2 separate regions of the Mus musculus genome follow, and region 2 is linked to region 1. The links are chromatin loops, found by intact Hi-C in ENCODE. Cell type or tissue: left cerebral cortex. All regions are shown on one strand.

Region 1 (8,000 bases):
AAAATCATGGCCCTGCTAGAGCATGAGGCAATTTATAGTCAGGTGCTAAGGACATGCCAAAGCAGCACCAGGCCCCCACCCCTGGAATTAAAATGAAAACATATTCTTATACAATTTCTATGGTTTTTGAAGAAAGCAAAATTTCAAAATTGTCAGGACAGTCACCACAATTTGTTTTAGAGTCCTTTAGAGGAACAGAACCAAGGGGTGACACATATCAGAATATAAATGTATTAAGTGAGTGTCTTGGACACTTTTCTCCTGCTGTGGTAAACACCATGAACAAGGAAACTTATCAGAGCATTTTATCTGAGGCTCACAGTTTCAGAGGGTTAAAGTACTTGATGGCACTATTCTCTCCTGTGGAAAAGACTAGGTCTCCTCTCAGCATGCCTTAGCTAGGCTTGGGTCCTCATGGGCGCTCCTCTTTCTATGTTAGCATGTCTGTTGGTGTCGTCCTCATGAACTGTCATGTTTAGACTGCCATATTGGTGAGACTTCATGAGTTTAGCTTCTCTGACATTTCTAGGAGACAGAATCTCACCTAAACTTCCTGTTACTCTGGCTCTAACTCTCTCTACTTTGCCCCCTTTCCTCAAGGTTCCTTGAGCCTTAGCTACAGGAGTTGTGTAGAAGCTGAAGCAGTAGGCTCTTGACTGTTGTATGATTCATTTTAAAGGACCCCATGCTCTTCGGTGTTAGTTGCCTCTTGGAATTCTGGAAACAGGAAAGTGTCTGAGAGCTGGGAGTAGCTATCCCTCACGGGAAAGTTTCATTTAACCAGGCCATCCTGGTTTTCAGTGAGTCCCAGGACATCTGTGGTGACAAATTGTGTGTGGAAACAACACACACACACACACACACACACACACACAGAGAAATAAGGAAGCAAAAACCATGGCTGAGCAAGTACCTGTGGAATACTGTGTTCAGTCCTCTGTGCATATGCCAGAGGATGCCAGAGCTGCTTCATGTGGGAGATTTAATTTTAGGCTGATTTCCTGATCAGTTTTCCATCCCATCAACAGTGAATGTGTGGCCCCGTCCCCTATGTCCTCTCCTGCATTCGTTGTTGGTTATTTTGTTGTTGTTGGGTTTTTTTTCCCATTCTGACTGGGGTCAGATGAAGTCTCACAGTTGTCTCGACTTTCATTTCTGTAATTGCTAGGGATGATGAACATTTCTGGAGATATTTCTTAGTCATTCCTATTTCTTCCCTTCAGAACTCTGTGTTCAGATGCTATGCCCTTATTTTGAATGGGTCATATGCGGTTGTTTGTTTGTTTGTTTTTACTTTGTTTTTTGAGTTCTTTGTGTATTCTGGTTATGAACACTCGTCAGACAGACGCACAGCCGCTGAGGATGCTGGTGTCAGGCCCATCAGATAACATCTGATCATCCGACTGAAACTTTAAAAGGCAGGGGGGGCTTGGAACGATGGGTTTCACATTCTGAAGACAGCAGCTGACAGCCCAGAGCAGCACTCCCACCAAAGCTCTGCCATAGCTGTGCACCGCATGCATCCTGGGCACTCACTGTCAGCAGCCTCCCAGAGCCGAAGCTCCCTGTGTCACTCGGGCCTTGGCACAATCTGCTGGGAGATCTGAAATCACTCTGGGCCATGGGAAGTCATTCCTGCTCCATCTTTAAGCTTAGTACAGACCTAGTGAGCAGAAACCTGATCTTGACCCAATGTATTTGCACTGAGACATGAAAGTTATGGGTACAGGAGAAAGAAAGCGCCCCTTGCCCAGAAGTCTGCAGAAGCCTCTCCACAGCTGAAAAGCAAGAATCCAGGAAATTAACGTTTTAGTGGAGTGGTGGTTTTGTTGTGACTGTAGGAAGATTAGCTTTGTGTTATTCAGATGCTAATTTCTGTGTTGGCAGAGATCTGATTGCAGGCAGGACTTGTACAACACACACACACACACACACACACACACACATTATAATGACAGCATCTCTTGGCTCAGTATTTTATAATATTGGACTCCATTGGCTTGCGATTGGTTAAATAAAGATCTGAATGGCCAATAGATGGTCTGGAGAAGAAGGACAGGACTTCCGGTTACGAAGTGAGATCTCAGTGGGAGCCAGAGAGGCAGAAGTTCCTAGCCAGACTTGGAGAAGGAAGCAAGGACTAAGAGAGGACTAACAGGTAATAGACCACATAGGCCAGGTCAATATTGCCAAATTAGACTTGCTGAGAATCTGCCCAACAATAGCGCCTAAACTTCTAATCCCTATAATAACAGTCAGTGTGGTTACTCAGAGTAAGGGCGAGCATAGAAAGACCATCACCGTTAAGTTTAGCGTCCAATGTAAGGGCACATAATGTCAAAGCTTCAGGCCTTCGAAAAGCAGAGAACCAATACTTCCCATAGCAGTTTCTAGCTGGGCAGGAGGTGGTCCGGAGATGCCTAGAGCCCCTGATGAGCAGCAAAGCCTGGAAGGAACGGGGAATCAGGGAACCAAAGCCTCAGGGCACTTCACAGGCGCAGCTCCTTCAGAGGCCCTGCTGTGCCGCGGAATGAAGCCGGTGAGCTAACTCCGCTGTCCACTGTCACAGCTCCGCAGCAGTGTCCCCCGCATTCGCCTGGCTGCGGCGGAGCCAGAACCTACCTCAACTAGTAAGGAGCGCCCACACTGTAGCCGGCAGCAGCGCAGATCCAGTTCATTCTCGGGAGACCAGGTAGAAACGGCCGCAGCGCGGGCCCAGCAACTTCCCCGAGCTGGGAGTAGGCGAGGTGCCAGATGGTGCGTGGCAAGGTGAGGCTGGACTCTCATGGGAGCACAAACAGCGGACTCGTCCAGCCCAGGGTGGCAGGAGGGGACAGGCTGTACAATGCAGGCCAGCCTAAGCACAGAAGCTGCCAAGGCTAGACTCAGGAGAGCCAGCAGCCAGCGCGATGAGCTGGCCATGCAGCAGAAAGGAGCCTGCACTGGTGCAGAAGGCAGCAGGACAGAGAAGCTTGTCGCAGCAGAAGGCATGCCAGCAAAAGCATGCAGAGAGAGAGAGAGAGAGAGTGTGTGTTAAGAAAAATGAAAAAGGCTAAATCACAGAAGGATGGAAAAAATGTAGAGAAAATTTAATGCAGTAAAAGATATTAAGTTCGAAAACGGTAAAAGAGAAATAGATGCGCATAGACAGTAATGTCTCTGAAGAAGAAAGCGAGAAGTAGAAGTGTTTTGAAAGATACATATATGCTGAAGAAAAGAAACCGAACACAATCATAGACAGAAATACTGAGTTTGAATATAAAATAAAGTCTCCGAAGAAAGGAGAAAGAAAGTAAGTAAAAATGTTCTGTAAATGTGCATAATAAAGAGAACTCTCCAAAGGAAAGAGAGAATTAAAGAGATTAAAAGAAAATGCTTTCTTTGTTTAATAAAATGGAAAATACAATGACAGAAGGCATGTGGATTCTGTATAATTTTGTTTAAATTATCAGCAAACAAATAATTATATTTTCAGTGATGATTGCAATTTTATAAATCCCTTTCCAGTGAGATCAGAATAAAGCAGAAGGGAAAGACTGAAAAATTAAATACTAGGTTGGAGGCGACAGAAAAGAGATCAGAAAATCCTTTGATTCAGAATAAAGGATCTGGGCGTGTGGTGCACGCCTTTAATCCACCTGCCTCTGCCTCCGGAGTGCTGGGATTAAAGGCGTGCGCCACCACGCCCGGCTAGCAGGCAGATTTCTGAGTTCGAGGCCAGCCTGGTCTACAAAGTGAGTTCCAGGACAGCCAGGAATATACAGAGAAACCCTGTCTCGAAAATCAACAAAACAAAACAAAACAAAACAAAAGGAAAAGAAAAGCAGAATAAAGGATCTTCAGAGGAATTCAGTCTAAGGCTTACAGCGCCACCCTGTGATAATATCGCAGAATAGCAGTCTATCGACATGCTATGTAAAGAGGCCCGACCTAATCAGACTAGATATTGTAATAATATCGTCAAGGATCAATTACTAAATGAAGGTCTATATGCTGAGCTAAAATTAAAGATTCTGTTTGTGAATCATACAATAAATTATATGTTTCATTTTGTAGAGTTCAGAGACTTAAGATATAAACATACGTAAATACATCATACAATTGATACTTACTCAAGATTTCAATGTGCTTCTGCCTTGGGCTCTGAAGAGGCTGATGATGAGATTGCACATTTAGATAGCAATATTGGAAATGCCTTACAGATTGAAGTTGATGATGCTTCAACCTATGTCGAATTATAATGTCCGTTATGTTAGACATTGTGGCCTGAAACATGATATTAACATACCTTACAATCCTACAGGACAAGCAATTGTAGAGAGATCTAACATTATCTCAGTATCTCCCCTTTTAGTCCAATAAAAGGCTCTTTCTCTAACACCAATAAACTATATACAGTAAGCATCTATGAAAAAAATCAGGTAAGAATTACATTCATAATATCTGCGGCAGAAAGCATGGCTTTTCTCTTCAGTTCCATGGCCCTGGTCTGTCTAGCGGCTGAGCTCATGTTAGTGGGGTATGGGGAAGTGGCCAAACATCCTGATGATCTTGGGAAGAGTAAACCTGACTCCTTCCAGCTCAGGGGTCAGCACAACTGGCAGCCAAGTCCAGTTCTCCTGGAGCGGTGGAACCTGTCCAACATGTCGTCCTCCCTCTCCTCACGAGGAGGCAGGAGCTCCAGGTGGGCCTCATTCACATACATACACACGGCAGGAGGAGCATGCCAGAGATGCTTCACGGGCATCCCAGGGCCATCCCGTGGTGCTGGGCCAGGTATAGAACATTGTCCTGGACTCTGCCCCTCACCCTGGGGACAAACAGAGTGCAGGTGCTGAGCCAGAGGCCAGCCTGAGGCCGCGTGACAGGGCGTGGCACGGCGGGCACTCACAAGTCCGGGGCAGCTCCAAGCCATCTGCCTCTTCCTCCTCCTCCTCCTTCCCCCCCCCCCTCCTCTTCCACCTTCTCCTCCACCTCCTCGCCTGTAGCCCCGAACGTCCTAGTTGTTACTGCCACATGCTCGGCCCTGGGTTCACAAGATCCTCGGAGTGCCCGTAACAGATAATCTACCCTTTTATCCTATCATTCATACCCCCCCTTTTTCTTTTCGTCTTCCCCCTCCTTTCCTCTTAACACTAGAAAAGAGAGAAAGAAGAATAGAGGAAAGAAAAAAAGAGAAAGAGATCCCTAGGTCTAACGTCTTTTAATTTGCTTTCTCCCTGACCAAGTCCAATAACAGCTTGTCAACAGCAGTGTTAAATGACAACAAAGATCCATCACCCATCGAACCATCAAAACCAGTCACCCATCTGCTGAGAGTCAGGGCATCTTTCTCTTAAAATTCCTTCCTGTTCTTTGGGGGCAAAGGTACCTAGAAAAATTGGGCTATTGGTCAAGTCCTGGAAGAGATAGCTGTATCGTTTGCTGTTCAGTCTCTGTGTGATGGGAAAGTGCAGGGCTTTTCTGAAGTCCTGGCTGAAGCAATCTGAGAGGCTGGAACATCCTGCTTTGAAGTTGTCCTGGATGCAACTCTTTGAAGAACCGGCAATTGAGGCAGTCTGTGAGGCTGGATCACTCGCCAGCCCCAACATACAAACTTTTAAAAGTAACATACATGTATGAATTAACAGAGGTGTGGAGGGGCTGGTGAGGTGGCTCAGTGGGTAAGAGCCCTGACTCCTCTTCCAAAGGTCCCGAGTTCAAATTGAGTGGGGCCAACTAGAGCGAGCAGGGTTGACCAGAGGGAGCAGAGGTCCTAAAATTCAATTTGCAACAACCACATGAAAGTTCACAACCATCTGTAGAATGTGCAGTGTGCACAAAACAGCTAACAATATTTCTCTGCTCTGTGTTTGAGCAGGTAAAAGGCTTTTAAGTCCCGATTGGACTATATAATCAAACTGTAGCATAAATCCCCACCCATGCCATATAGAGGATAGCATACTGAGTCATGAGGACTCTATAGGTAAACAGACTTATCAGCTACGCATAGACATTAGCGTCTCAGCCAGCTCCTGTGTAGCAGGGTCAACATGTGTGTCACCTGTTCCTGTGTGCAGGAGAGAGCATTCATGTCACCTGTTTTGTTGTGTGTTGTGGTAAATATTATTTGGAGGTTTCTACCCAACCTCAGATCACCTAATTCCCAAGTGAAAGACACGAAACCTTTATATTTATAGTAACCTTAAAGCACTAGAGCTGGGCAGACATCGACCTTCTGTGCTACTTTGTTTACTTCCATTTTTATTACCTAGACACATCACTCGCCATGTTCCACCTGAGCCTCTTGTCCTCTAATCGGCTGGCCCTTGTGGCCATGCGCTCATGACCCACCTCTCCCATGGCATCTTCTCAGTCCTGCTTCTTATCTTTCTCCTCTCTCCTTCCTTAGACCCCAAGCCTGAGAACCTTTGCTCCAACCCTCTCTCCTGACCAGTCCAGGCTGTAGGCATCTTTTATTCACCAATCAGGGATAACTTGGGGGGGCAAGGTTTGCACAACACAAGGTCTCCTCATCTTGGAGCAAGCAGATCTTGGGGTACAGAATTTAGCATTTTCATACAAAGCAGCACTAGACCAAGCCCCTCCAGTTGTTTCTTGGGTTCTTTCTTCATGTCTGCAGTCAGGAGATCCCCCCTAGTCAAATCTGATCTTTTGAAGGAAAAAATGGCTTTCTGTTTCCTATGAAACAAAGTCATAGCCTCTTCTCCAACACAGTACATATCCTGGCTTGATTCTGAGATTATCACATCTTTAAAATATACAGACTGGGGCTGGAGAGATGGCTCAGTGGTTAAGAGCACTGACTGCTCTTCCAGAGGTTCTGAGTTCAAATCCCAGCAACCACGTGGTGGCTCACAACCATCTGTAATGAGATCTGATGCCCTCTTCTGGTGTGTCTGGACAGCTACAGTGTACTTATATACATAAAGTAAATAAATAAATCTTTAAAAAAATATATACAGGCTGATCTAATTCAGCAGTATTTTCCCCCACAACCAGTATCTCTCAGAACATGTTGGGTTTTTTCCTCATTCACATTTAAAAAAATTTTTATTTATTTATTATATGTAAGTATACTGTAGCTATCCTCAGATACTCCAGAAGAGGACATCAGATTTCGTTACGGATGGTTGGGAGCCACCATGTGGTTGCTGGGATTTGAACTCGGGACCTTTGGAAGAGCAGTCGGCACTCTTAAGCCCTGAGCCATCTCGCCAGCCTCCCCCCATCCACATTTTTTAAAAAGTAAAATTAATAAAGCACTATGTAATCTATCTCTGGGGGTCTTTGTAATCCCTTTCTGTTTATTAAGCATCTCTTTTAAAATATCATTAGACTTTTCTATAACTGCTTGTCCTATAGGAATATGTGGCATGTCTGTAATATGCGTTATGATGCAATATTCAAAAAGTTTTTTATATTACTAGAGACATACGCGGGAGCACTGACAGCCCTAAATTTACAGGTATCCTCCCGGTAACAGCCATAACTTCTAATCCATATGAATCACACAATCAGTCTTTCCAGACCTTAAAGCAGCTGCCCACTGAAATCTTGAATATGTGTCTAAGGTATTATATGCCATATAGTTACATACCTTAATTTTCCAAACTCTGCAAAATGAAACGCATTTATTTGCCAAATTGCATTTCTTTGGGTACCTTTTGGGTTACCACCCCTCCCCACTTGCAGGTAATGGAGTTTGGTTATACAAAGAACAGGTAGGACATTTCCCAATAATTTTCTTGGCTTGTTGCCAAGTGACAGAAAAATCTCTCTTTAAACTGTCACTGTTAACATGGGGTTTCTTATGAAATTCTGAGACCTCTAGCACACATTTCCTATTAATAACTGGTCGATTTCATCGTTACCTTGTGCCAGAGGGCCTGGTAGACCTGTATGAGATTTGATGTGCGTTGTATACAGTGGATGGTTGCTATTTTTGATTACTTATTGTAAGTAGGTAAATAGTAAAGTTAATTCCGACACATCTGGAA
Region 2 (8,000 bases), 54 kb before region 1:
CCCTGAAGCAAATATGGTGCCTCATCTATCAAAGAACCGCTGCACCAAAACCAACTACAAAATACACCAGTAAATACTGTTTATTGAGCATTTACTAAGTGACCAATAAGCATGTATGTATTTAATCCAACAATCCTGGAAGTCAGGGGACCGTTACTTTTTCCCATTTGACACAGGAGGAAGGGGATTTTAACTGACTTTCAACAACTCCGTGTTAGCCACCGGGCTATGCTTTGGTGCTGCCTGGGTAACAGCTAGAGTGGTCAGTGCAGACGTGTTAGGTTTTACTGAAACTTTTTTCCTAAGATTTATCTTTATTATTTTTCATTCTGTGTCAGTGTATGGGTCTCCATAAGTGCAGCTGCCCAGGGAGACCGGAGTCATGAGCGTCCCTGATGCTGAAGTTACAGTGGTTGTAAGCTGCCCCATGTGGGTTTGGGGAAGTAAACTCAGGCCCTGTGGAAGGACAGCAAGTGCTCCTAACCACTGAGCCATCCCAGCCCCGGGTTTGTTTTATTTTTGTTGTGTTGATTGTTTTCATTTTTAAGACAGGTAGCTCTGGCTGGCCTGGAACTCAGCATTTAGACCGGGTTGTCTCCAAACCCACAGAAACCTACCTGCCTTTCCTCTGAAGTGCTAGGGTTAAAGGTGAGCAACGATCACACCCTACTATCCTGTTTTTGAGACAGGATCTCACTATGTAGGCCATGCTGGCCTCAAACTTATGGCTATCTTCCAGCCTCACCTTTTCCAAATGCAGGGATTACAGCTACTTCCCTGGCGGGACAAATGGGGCTTTTTAATTTGGTTTGGTTTGGTTTGGTTTTTGTTTTTTTGAGATAGATTTCTCTACGTATTCTTGGCTGTTTTGGAATTTGCTCTGTAGACCAGGCTGGCTTTAGGACTCGCAGAGATCCTGCCTGCCTCTGCCCCTGAAGTGTTGGGATTAAAGGTATGAGCCACCACTGCCCAGTGACAAATGAGTTTTTAAAATGCAATTAATTTCTGTTTCCCAGGAGACATTCCAAATGAGACAGAGTGGGGCTGCAAGGAAGGAGGAGAGAGACCGGCAGAGGCTCCTGCTCAGTTGCAACCTAAAGAGGTGGTTGAACATAAGACTTATTCCATGGCTACCAAGTCCTCTGCAGGGGCACAGCCACCTACCAAAGCTGCCCCAGACCAGATAGCAGGTGTGCAGCTTCCTGTCCAGGTACCAAACACCGATATTCAGGCCAGCCAGCGACGTCATGTGTGTGTGGACTGTGGACGCCGGTTTACCTATCCATCTTTGCTGGTCAGCCACCGGCGCATGCACTCTGGTGAGCGACCCTTCCCCTGCCCAGAGTGTGGTGTACGCTTCAAGAGGAAGTTCGCAGTGAAAGCACACCAATGGATCCACCGTTCCTGCTCAGGGGGTCGCCGCGGCCGAAGGCCTGGGATCAGGGCTGTGCCTGGAGCCCCAGTCCGAGGTGACCGGGATCCACCAGTGCTCTTTCGGCACTATCCAGACATTTTTGAGGAGTGTGGGTGAGTTGAATGGCCGCCTCCGTCTGGAGGTCCGGAGCCTGGAGTTGAACATGAACTTGGCAACTGAGACAAATGAGTCAAGACTTCTTGAGGATCTCTTGTAAACTTGTAAAAAAAAATTTGCCTGTAAAGATTCATACAGATTAAACCTGACACCTCCCCTCCCCAGTGTTTTGTGTTAAGAAAAAGGCGGGGGAGGGCTGGGCTGGGGATGTAAGTTGGTACAGTACTGGGTTAGGCTGGGGATGTAAGTTGGTACAGTACTGTTTTAGTCAGAGTTCTCAAGAGGAACAGAGCCGAGAGGATGACTCTGCACGCTCACACATATGGTATAGAACAGGTAAACGGCAAAGGAACAGGCAAGAGGAAGAAATAACTTTTGACATTGCCTTTTTCTTCTGGTTCCTACCAAAAGGGGCTGCACACAGTGAAGGTCACTGTGAAAATAACTTTTATTTCTCTTGTAGTAAATGTTGTTTGGAGGCTTGCTGCCTCTGTGCTAACTGAGGTCTAGTCCAGGATGCATCTAGCCTCTGTACAATCTAATCTAGTCCTAGAATGTTTTCAGCCTCTGAGACTTACTGCTGAATAAGCTCACCCTTTCTAGCTCTTTCTGGGCTCTGGCTGGCTGGTTCAACTCAGCTGTTCTGGCTCCTTTCTGAGCTGACTGTTGGAAGTTCTGGCCCAGTTCCACCTCCCAGCCCCATGGTCCCAGAAATAAGACTCAGACTCAAATTAAATTTACAAACACCTTGGTCATCTAGCCAGGCTCTACTCTGACAAGATCATATCTAAAGATAGCCATTTATTTTAACCTACATTTTGCCACATGGCTGGTTCCCTGCACTCAGATTCCATTCGTCCATCTCCTCACGTCTTTTCTGGCTCCTCCCGCCTCCTTCTCTCCCAGAATTCTTTCCCTTCCCCATATCCCACTCTATTTCCTGCCTAAGCCATAGGCCATGCACAAGATGACCTCTCTCCAGGTGACTGATTTAATCTAGCTTCTCTCAGTTTTTGACTGAATTGCTGTGTTTGACTTCATACGAACTTTCGCATTCTGTGTGGTGAATATCCTTTGGGGGTTTCTACCCCACCTTGGATCATTTAATTCCCAAATAAAAGACACAAGCCTTTATATGTATAATAAGCATAAAGCACAGTTGGAGAGATGGCTCAGCAGTTAAGAGCACTGACTGCTCTTCCGAAGGTCCTGAGTTCAATTCCAAGCAACCACATGGTGGCTCACAACCATCTGTAACAAGATCTGACTCCCCCTTCTGGAGTGTCTGAAGGCAGCTACAGTGTACTTACATATAATAAATACATAAAAAAAAAGCTTAAAGCACTAGAGCTGGGCAGGTAGCAACCCTCGATGCTATTTTGTCTACTTCTCTGTCAATCACCCGGAGATATAACTTGCCATATTCCATCTGGACCACTCCTATTTCAACAGGCCAGCCCTCCTGGCCATGGTCTCATGATTTACCTACCCTGTGGCGTCTTCTTCCTTCTCTTCTGACACCTTATGCCCCGGAACCTTCACTCCACCTGCTCTCTGCTGCCCAGCCCAGGCTGTAGGCATCTTTTTTAGCCAATCATGGATAACTTGGGGGGCAAGGTTTATACAACAAAAGCTGGCATGTATGAGGATCTTCTTGCCCTTGAGGATCTTGGGGTACAGAATTTAGCATTTGAATACAAGCAACATCAGAACAACCTCCTAAAATCTGTTCTAACCTTCCGGCTCCTTGTTCCCTGCTTTGTTCTTCATCTGTGTCTAGCTTGTTCTCTCTCTGCAACCTGTTTCCATACCACTGTCCCAGGAACACTGCCTCCTCCATTCTTTCCGTACTGCTCTTTCTTTTTTTTTTTTTTTTTTTTTTTTTTTGAGTTTTTCAAGACAGGGTTTCTCTGTATAGCCCTGGCTGTCCTGAAACTCACTTTGTAGACCAGGCTGGCCTCGAACTCAGAAATCCACCTGCCTCTGCCTCCCAAGTGCTGGGATTAAAGGCGTGCGCCACCATGCCCGGCCGCACAGCTCTTTCTTATGTAGCCCCTTTTCTCTCTGTTATCATGAGAGTTGGGCATGTCCTCGTCTGTCAAATCTTTCTCTGATTTGTCACTTGTCTGTCACTCAATTAGAATTCACTTTCAAACATGGCTACTTCCTTCTACAAACTAACCATACCTTCATTGTTTGGGGTTAAAGGTTATACTAAGGGCTGTGCCACATCATAACTAGAGATAGTTTTTTTCAGTAAATAACACAATCTCATGGTTCATAGTGTGATCAAATATCCTGCAGCAGAAGTCCATGTTGCAGAATGGGTTGTCCTCTTTGTTTGTTTATTGAATTCCTTCTCTTTTGAGGTCATCTTTTGATACAATTATGTTCACAGCCGGGTGGTGGTGGCGCCCGCCTTTAATCCCAGCACTTGGGAGGCAGAGGCAGGTAGGTTTCTGAGTTCGAGGCCAGCCTGGTCTACAGAGTGAGTTCCAGGACAGCCAGGGCTACACAGAGAAACCCTGTCTAGGAAAAACAAAAAACAAAACAAAACAAAACAAAAACCAATTATGTTCACATTCTTTGCCCATGTGGAAGGATCTAGCTGTATACTTCTCCAAATGTCTTTCTCACTATATTTCTTCCAAGTCCTTGATCATCCAGTCAAGCCCTTGGCTCCAGCCCATGAATTAGTGAACAACTGCACATCTGGTTATTTCTCCTTCTAAGCAAAATTTGTGGGTTTGTATAGTTCCCAAATTTCTGCCCACTGTGAAGATATTCTTTCATCTGTGTCTTTCATGATTGTCCCAGAAAGGGGTCATAATATTGCAGTTGTTCACTTCTGGATGGTGCCTGCATATTGTGCATAGCCATCAGTAAGCCAGGCCCTGTTCTTCTCTTTCACATTCAACTGATCATAGGGCACACTCCATGAGGCAATAAGTATATATGTGGTAGCAGATGGCATTGCAATGGGAATAGAATCCATAGGCATTTGGGCCACTTTATACAACTTGCTTATATCCTCAGACCTCAAGAGCTCTCAGAGCCAATCATATAGATACCACTTCCATTTGATGTGTACATCCTATTTTATGAACTGTTGGGTTAGATAACACCTAGCTCATAATAGGCATCTCAGGGTTTCATAGTAAACCTTGTGGCCTATTTTCAATGATTCAGTTCCCACTGAGGTCTAATAGCAGGCCAAGAGCTGTCACAAAGGTGAATAGTTGTCAGTAGACCTTGCTTCAAAATCCAAAAGGTCTCCCCTTGTTATTCACTTATAGGGGTTTGTCAAAGGCTCCAGACAGCATCCATATCTGCCACTGACACCCTAAGAACTCTTGGGTGTGCTGGATCATATGGCCTAAATGGTAGCGCAGCCTGCACAGCAGCTGGGACCTACCAAAGAGCCTTCTGTCTCAGATCCTATTCAAAGCTAGCAATTTTGAGTCACTTGGTATACAGGCTAAAATAATACATCCAAGTGACAAATGGGCTGTTTCCAAAATAAGTATTGTGCTTCTTTCTTGGTGATGGGAGGAGCCAGGTGGCAGGTTACCCTTTACATTAGAAGGAATATCCCTACATGTCCCACACTTCTGGACACCTAGAAGTTTCACTCCCTTGAGCTTTGGTTAGATTTATTTTCTATTCTCTGATGGACCCATGTGATATTTTGTGGAAGAGACAGATGACCAAGAACACTTCAAATGGAGCTGGAGAAATGGCTCAATGGTTAAGAGCACTCACTGCTCTCCGAGAGGACAGGGTTCTATTCCTAGCACCTACAAGATGTGGGCTCCCAATCGCCTTGATACTTCAGTCCAGGGGAACTGATACCCTCTTCTGGACTCCATGGATACTGAATACACATGGTGTAGAGAAATGCACGCAGGTAAAATACCCACACATATAAAAATAAACAAATAAAAACATGACCTTAATGGATAAAAAAATTTTTTTAAAAGATCACTTTGAGCCAAGTTATGACTCAGGTTAGAGAGTTAATAGACCATTGAGGTGAAACTGTAAAGGTTTCAAGGCATTGTGGTACATGCCTTTAATACTAACATCAGGAGACAGAGCAGTTGGATTGCTATGATTTCATGGCCAGCACAGACTTCATAGTGAGTTTCAGGGCAGCCAGAACTATATAATGAGACCCTGTTGGTGCTGCTATGTATTCAACTGCTAAATTCTACACACATAGATGTGGTTGCCTCAAGATGAGCTAATTCACCAATATGCTAGCTTTTGTTGTGCCAACCTTGTTCCCCAAGTTAATTGATCAATAAAAGGCTAAAGCCTGTGATTGGGCAGTAGAGAGAGATAGGTGGGACTTACTGGGAGGGAGAAAGGAACTCTTACTTTTTACAAATAGAGCATGAAACTCTTAGTCTCAGGGCCATATGTTCAGGCCCCAGGTTGGGTGCCACATATTAAAAAAGAAGAAGAAATTAATATTCTGTATTAACTAATGCTAGAAACCAATACAGTGGCAGTTACTCCTTAACCAGCTAGTTCCACAAATAACCACACAGAGACCTTTTAATACTTCAAAGGTTAGACCTTAGCTAGGCAGACTCTCAACTAGCTCATCTAAGTTAACCTGACCACCTAGCCCCATTCAGCCATGTGGCTAGATACCTTCCAGGTCCATTGTCACATCTGTCTCCTCTGGGAGAGGAAAGGACCTTCCCTTTTCTTCTTCCCAGAATTCGTTTCTGTGCCCTACAAACTATTTCCATCTTATACTACTAGTGAAAGGCATGGCTTCTGGGCCTTCCCATTGTGGAAGATGAGGTTTTAACCAATGAACCCACCAGAACATCTCCTTCTCCTTAAGCCTTAAATGCCCCTTCATCAACACTAAATCATGGAATATAAGGCAGCTCTAGCTAATTCTCAGTAGGCCTTTTGTTCACAAATACATCAACCAACCAATCAAATAAATTCTTGACACCCATTTTAAAACTGTTTAAGATTCAATATTAAACCTAGAATTTCTGCTCAATGGGTTCATATTAATAAACTTAACCTGATCCAATTTTATGTTCCTAAATCATTAAATCACTATCCCACACCATTAAAAATCCATTGTCACACATATTCTCAAACTTCTGCTTAAACAAATCAGCAAACTCATTAAGATTTTTATTTTAATAGTATAGTAACATACCTTATATACTCACTTTCTATTTTTACCCCTGGGGACTTCCTTGGCCTTGAGTTATAGGTCTGGAGGCAGTGATAGGTGGTTCCTGAGGGACATCACCATTGTTGTGTCTGCCATCTCCTTTAGGGAAAGTCATTGCCTATTTTACAGATGGGACAGAATAATTAACTTCTCTTAGGCAAAGGCAGAGAAGGCACCACTGTGGTAACTGCGAGAGGAGGCACATCCTCTGCTAAGGATGAGGAGGTCTGGACCAGGCCCCACCTACACATCACGAGCCCGAGTCACATTATTGCATGTGCTTCCCATTGTCTTACTTTAAATGCTGGCATTCTATAAGGCTAGCAATTACATTTGTGTTGTATCTCAGCTAACCAAATATTGGGGGCTTGGTCTTTGTTTCTTGCAATTTGAGCTCTCAGCCTGTGGGGGAAGATTCTCTTCTATCGCATACTTAGAAACCTTTATATTCTCCATGTGCATCTGGAACCATCAGTTTTATTATTCAGCGAGCTCTTTCATAACTTTGCCCAGAGATGTTAAAAGGAACCAATCAGCACTGTTATTATTTTCTTTAGTAGTCCACAGATGTTCAAAGGTTTCATACACAAAGCACATCTCACTGGAGGCAGATTGAGAACATCAAAGGCATTTGTCTGGATATTCTTTAAGTAGCATGTCCGGTGCCTGATATGTTGGGGAGTCTTTTGTGACTGCTCCATCCAGATCTCATTAAGCCTGTCAGAGAAATGCCTTACAGTTCTGTTTCTCCAAATCCACTCCTGTACCATAATTTGTTTTAGAGCTCTTTAGATGGACAGAACCAAGCGGGTGACAATATATCAGAATGTAAATACATTAAGTGAGTGTCTTGGACACTTTTCTATTGCTGTGATAAGCACTAGGAACAAGGAAACATTGTAAATGGAGTTTAATTAACTCTATATGATCTGGCAGCCTCCAATAGCCACCGAGGCAGAGTCCCATGGATTATATAATAAGCTCTTGCACATTTACTGAGGGATTACAGCTAAGTCTATTTTTCTACTTGTTAGATTGGCTACTTCCTGGCTGTATTACCCAAGTACTTGCTGCTTGACCCTCGCCCTGGGGTACTTCTGCTCCAGCAGTCAATCCTCGGGGGCATCTCACGTGGGCATGTGCTCCAGGCCATTGCATCTAATGGAGACCTCTGTTCTCTTTCTGTCTTCCTCCTCCTTTACTCTCCCTCTACTTCCTCTTCATGGTTCCTACCTGTGACCACCAGCCCTGACGGAATCT

What was found. Peaks named below come from ENCODE experiments on the same cell type or tissue, not always from the same donor. Only the 100,000 strongest peaks of a DNase experiment are listed, where the experiment ranks them.
Region 2: a loop joins it to region 1, with 2.1 times the contacts of the local background. A loop is called at or near these places in 15 of 42 quality-filtered maps.

Annotation. Positions count from the first base shown.
Region 1 is chr7:127,358,433-127,366,432 of GRCm38, reverse strand. It overlaps the pseudogene Gm51260. Among named protein-coding and RNA genes, the nearest start is that of Zfp747, 14 kb to the left of the region's middle. In left cerebral cortex, a CTCF peak has its summit at 3,885; DNase peaks (open chromatin) are centred at 2,679, 2,867 and 3,877; H3K4me3 peaks cover 1,221 bases; H3K27ac peaks cover 550 bases.
Region 2 is chr7:127,412,658-127,420,657 of GRCm38, reverse strand. It overlaps Zfp688 (zinc finger protein 688), which reads left to right. Exons shown (of 3, transcript NM_026999.4): 3 at 1,017-1,692. The coding sequence ends at 1,531. Among named protein-coding and RNA genes, the nearest start is that of Zfp688, 5.4 kb to the left of the region's middle. In left cerebral cortex, no CTCF peak of the experiment used is centred here; DNase peaks (open chromatin) are centred at 2,244 and 4,955.